Regions from separate parts of the Homo sapiens genome. Here region 2 is linked to region 1. A link is a contact called in ENCODE Hi-C or POLR2A ChIA-PET data. All regions are on one chromosome and are shown on one strand. The core of a region is the stretch at or near the end of the contact, and the rest is flanking DNA. Distances in the headings are between cores, read along the strand shown. Region 1 has its middle 240 kb from the start of MIR5702. Region 2 overlaps RHBDD1 (rhomboid domain containing 1).

The links. A loop is a pair of places that touch in the nucleus more often than their neighbours do. ChIA-PET counts read pairs that join two places held with the same protein, here RNA polymerase II (POLR2A). Pooled maps may share reads with other maps.
Region 2: a map of B cell shows a loop between it and region 1 (10-fold over the local background). The contact joins two enhancer-like sites. A Hi-C loop is called at or near these places in 1 of 168 maps with a recorded cell type or tissue (B cell) and 10 of 50 pooled maps. POLR2A ChIA-PET finds 5 or more read pairs at or near these places in 1 of 52 experiments (B cell).

What each region holds. Positions count from the first base shown.
Region 1 is chr2:226,422,256-226,424,955 of GRCh38, forward strand. No RefSeq gene overlaps it. Among named protein-coding and RNA genes, the nearest start is that of MIR5702, 240 kb to the right of the region's middle. Within about 2 kb of position 1,441, at least 3 of the 41 ENCODE cell types and tissues checked have a DNase peak (open chromatin) inside an H3K27ac peak, as active enhancers do.
Region 2 is chr2:226,984,132-226,986,831 of GRCh38, forward strand. The region is part of intron 8 of RHBDD1 (rhomboid domain containing 1); the gene reads left to right. It also overlaps a transcript of COL4A4 not described here. Among named protein-coding and RNA genes, the nearest start is that of RHBDD1, 150 kb to the left of the region's middle. Within about 2 kb of position 1,385, at least 5 of the 41 ENCODE cell types and tissues checked have a DNase peak (open chromatin) inside an H3K27ac peak, as active enhancers do.

The DNA.
Region 1 (2,700 bases), core at 191-2,690:
TCTTAATGGTAAGAAATGCAAGCTAACTAGCCATGAGAAAAGACAGTAAATGTATACTTCTTTTTTTTTTTAGAGTCTTTCTCTGTCACCCAAGCTGGAATGCAGTGGTACGATCTCGGCTCACTACTACCTCTGTCTCCCAGGTTCAAGCAATTCTCATGTCTCAGCCTCCTGAGTAACTGGGATTACAGGTGTGTGCCAGCATGCCCAGCTAATTTTTGTATTTTTGTAGAGACGGGTTTCACCATGTTGGCCAAGCAGGTCTCAAACTCCTGACCTCAAGTGATCTGCCCGCCTTGGCCTCTCAAAGTGCTGAAATTACAGGCATGAGCCACTGTGACCCACCAATGTATACAAATTTTTGTCTCAAATGAATGCAAATTGCTTCTGATCCTACTTTCCCATAAGGATGGGGGAAATATCTATTCACCATATTAATAGCTTCCTATTATACATGAAGGCTGGGTTAATCTACTCTAGTAGACTAAGTGCTCTGATCAAGCAACTGTAATTGGGTTTGTTTCTTGGTATCAGGCTGCCTGAGTTGAAACTCAAACTTTATCACTAAATACTTAAGGTAAGTTATTTAACCTTTCTGGGACAATTTCTATATGCATCAAATGGAGATTATTATAGTATCTTAATTATACAGTCTTTGTGATTATTAAAATTACAAAATTTACACAAAGTAGTTAGCACTGTGCCTGGCACATAGTGATCACTAAGTAATCAACTTACATACATTCGTTTCACTACCATGGGGTTAAAAGGTAGTTTGATTTATTAAAATTCATCAAACATAGAGTTTTCTGTTATATAAAGCACTTGAAGTAAATCTGAAATACATTTAACTTAGGGTACAGTCATGCAGAAATATAAGATAGGGTTTATTTTGATAGTACCAACACTGCCATTGATCACAAATATTAATGTAATTTACAAATCAAATACATAATTATCAAAGTAGAACATTTGCTCAGTTACTCACTGGTCTAAATTTTATGCCACTTGCAATAATTATGCTATCAAGAATTTAATAATCATGCATATGGGATAGCTTCCCCAATATTTGTCTTTAACTCTAGCACAAGGACTAACTACTAACCATGCCACGATGTATGTACCCAATAGGCTTAGCAAGTTTCTCCATCTAAGATCACATCTATCAATATATTTTCCCCACTATGCTAGAAATTCGACAGTTACATGGGAAAAGAAATCATATGAAGAAAATGAAACTTCTTCTTGCTCATCACAGAAACGAGAAACTACCTCCATCATCACTTCCACAACCTCTTAACCACAAAGCAACCCTGCCCAGTCTGTGCTTCCTCCTTCTTTTTATATCACTGCGACGATCTTGGCAGGGGAAAACAAAGCAGAAACAGAACCCAGCATTTCACATTAATGTAACAGTCTTGCTACCTGCAAGACAGAGTGGGGAGGGTTGTGTGTGAGCATTACAGTCAGCCTCCCGCCCCCTGGATGATGGCATAATGCTGATCATACCCTGATGGTGAGCATGCAGCTTGCAGAGGAACCAGCTCGCTGCAACAGAGGCTTAGCGCCTAGCTGCGCTTTGAGCTGGCAGGGGCAATCTTCATATTCTGTACTGCAAAATCACAGGAAGGGCTGTTTATAAACCTGTGAAAGGAGGAATTTGATTTCAAAGGAAAAGGCTTTAGAGGAATTCCAGCTGCCTGGCACATAGTCTGTTTCTCCTGCCTTCATCCTCATGGGGCTCCTGCAGCAAGTAACACAGAAATGACCATTGTAGGGAGAAAACATTACAGAGTGTGAGAAAGAAAGAGAGAGAGAGAAAGAGAGAGATTCTTAGCAGGCAAAATAATACAGCCAATTTACCAGCAACTTCATTTGGGGCTGGTACGTGCGTTTCCTAATAAATTGCCGAATATCTAGACTTTATGTGAAGCTTATCAGATGAATATCCTTTAACCCCATTTGATTTGCAGTCCTTGAGTACTCTGCAGGTATTTCAGTGATTAATAAAGCATGCTGGTAAGGCAAAAGAAAGGTCTGTTCTGGATTTTCTAAGAGCTCTAAGTCAAACATTTTCTGCAAATTCAGACAGAACTCAATCACAGCTCCAATTCACAGTCATTAAATACCTCGTTAATGTTGTGTGATTTACCAACAAGACAAAGATCTGTCACACTGCAGTGTAACTCTTCAGCATACAGAAAAACTAGTGAAACCACTAGGGAAATTAGTTTTAATAGTAGCACATAACTGTAAATCATTCAATGGCTGGTCACAAGTTTAATCTGTTTTCCAGTTTTTCTGTTGTTTTGTTTTACAGAGCTTTGGGTACATCTGAATTATTGCCAAAATGACCATGGTTTTAAATTACACACACACACACACACACACACACACACACACACACACACACTTGAATTGAAACAAACATCAACAGATCTTACTCCCAGAAACGTGATAGACCGAGTGAGAGAGAGAGAGAGATTGAGACAGAGAGATTGAGAGAGAGAGAGAGAGAGAGATTGAGAGAGAGAAAGTACAAAGACACACTCCTGGCACTCTGTGTTTAAATAGTTTCTCCTCAACCCTCTTTTCTCAAGTGCTAGGAATATTATTTTGGAATGCTTCTGCAGGACTCCAGAGATTATTGCTGCCATATTTCAAAATCACACCTAGAATTACAATCTCTATTCCAAGCGG
Region 2 (2,700 bases), core at 135-2,634, 560 kb after region 1:
GCTCTGATCACTGGGGGTCTGCCCAGCAGCTGTGACAGCCAGCACCTGCTGAACTACCAGTTGCCAAGCTGCCAACTTCAAAGATGCTGTCTTAGTCAGTTTAGGCCACCTTAACAAAATACTACCATGGACCCGGTGGCTTAAACAACAGAAATTTATTTCTCACGGTTCTGGAGGCTAGAAGTTCCAGGTACTAATATGATCAGGTTATAGTGGGGTCCCTCTTCCTGGATTATAGATGGCTGCCTTCTCACTGTGACCTCACATTGGCAGAGAGTGCAAGCTCTGGCCTCTTCATTCCCTGATAAGTTTACCAATGCCATCACGGGGGCTCCACCCTCATGTCCTCATGTAAACCTAATTACCTCCCAAAGGCCCCACCTCCACATGCCATCACATTGAGGGTTTGGACTTCAACGTATGGATTTTGAGGGAACACAAATATTGAGTCCATGACAGCCTTCGTGACCTCTCTGAGCCTAGGCGGACCAGGCAGAACAGCAACAGCTAACGCCCTGGGGTCGTAGGCTAAGGAATTAGAAATATTCTCCTGAAAGGAACCACTGGTGCTGGAGACTTTTGCAGATTCCTAGAACTCATGGAATACTCAATTTATAAGCCCTGGTCTTGTACATTCACTCAGTGCTAGGCCAGAGAAACCCCCAAGTCAAACCAAGTTCTGAGTGTCCTTAGACAGCAGTGTGCACTCTGAACCAGGCATCAGGCACAGTCAGAATGAGAGCTAGATGGGCCTTTTATCTCACTTCCGCCCTTCTGATGCTCTCCTGGGGGTTGGGGTGGGGGAGGGGGAGGAGGGGCAGAAGCAAAGAGGAGGATTGGGGGCAAGTACAAGTGGGGGGTTTGAGTGAAAATGTGAGCCAGTAACCAGTACCACCTGATTAGGCCTAACATAGATCATTTTGAGTATTACTGCATCCAGGATTGATTGTCTTATTACCATAGATTATGTCTGTTTATCTCCTCTGATTTGGAGTTAGCATATTTAGGAGGCTCCGGATCATTCCTGCAAAGCACTCACTAACACGAGGCAGCATGCACAATAGCAGGAGGAAATTCAGGATTAGAACTGGTTAAACTATCTACATTCATATCCATATCTGTATCTATATCTCTCCCAGTGCCTTGTCAGTCTCCTCTGCTCTGGAAGAATTCTGATATGACATAGAAACTGCTAGATGCTGGCAAATAACTCCTGGGTTTCGGGCCATCTAGACAATAAACAACTCCATAATATTCAATGCAGCAGCCTCTGTAGCGCCCATCTGTTTCAAAATAACCCTAATTCTGCTTACGATGCGGAATGCTTTGTTGACTGGAATTTGTCCTAGTTTTCTTCAGCAGATTTAATGTCATAGGCCTCTGGTTCCACCTGCTGGCAGATATAAATACCAGAATGAAACTCGGGTGGATATGTTCAGTTGCAAGAAAAATCCGAGCTGTAGCTCAATGGTTCTCAAAGGCTGATGTACATCGGAGTCACCCGGGAGCTCATTAAAACTACAGCGGCCTGGGCTCTGTGGGAAGCCCACCCAATCAGCAACTATTTCTTAAACAGCCCTCCTGGTGATTCACACACCCACACCAACGTTAGCAGACCCCACTTCACCTGGAATGAGGGGTGCAGAACCCAGCAAGGTTAGGGATGATTCCAGACCACTATATCCTACTCATGCCCAAGAGTGACAAAGCCACCTTGAGATGCCCACTCCTACCTCTTCCAGTTTATCCAGGTAACTCTTAGTGGCAAAGGCCAAAGCTTTATTCCCTTGGAACTCATTTTAAAAAGAAAAAGTTCAAAGTGGAGAAAACTGATGAAAGCACTACTTATCTAAGTGGTCAAGGTTAATGTCACCAGTGATAAGTCATGTTGACAGCACGTTGATATGTGATGAGGGCATTTCACCTCTATGGTATTCTTCACCAAAACCCATAACCCCAGTCTAACCATGAGGACAAATAGCAGACAAACCAGACCGAATGAAATTCTTCACGATATCTGTCTGCTACCACTCAAGACTGTCAAGGTCATGGGGGTCAAGAAAGGACTCAGAAAGAGCCACAGACCAAAAGAGACTAAGGAGACTTGGTAACAAAATGTACTGTGGTCTCCAGGATTGGACCCCGAACAGAAAAAGGAAATTAGTGAAAAAAACTGGTGAGATCTAAATGTCTGGAATTTAGTTCAGAGGAATGTATCAATGTTGGTTTCTTAGTTTCGACAAATGTACTGTAAGATGTTAACATTTAGGGAATAGACTTGTCTGCAGTATCTTTGCAACTTTTACGTAAATTTAAAATTATTCCAAAATAAAAAGTTTATTAAAAAAATTTACAAGAAAAAAATAACCCCATCAAAAAGCAGGTAAAGGATATGAACAGATGCTTCTCAAAAGAAGACATTTATGTGGCCAAGAAGCATATGAAAAAAAGCTCATCATCACTGGTCATTAGAGAAATGCAAATCAAAACCACAATGAGATACCATCTCATGCCAGTTAGAATAGCGATCACTAAAAAGTCAGGAAACAACAGATGCTGGAGAGGATGTGGAAAATGGGAATGCTTGTACACTGTTGGTGGGAGTGTAAATTAGTTCAACCATTGTGGAAGATAGTGTGGCGATTCCTCAAGGATCTAGAACTGGAAATACCATTTGACTCAGCAATCCATTACTGGGTA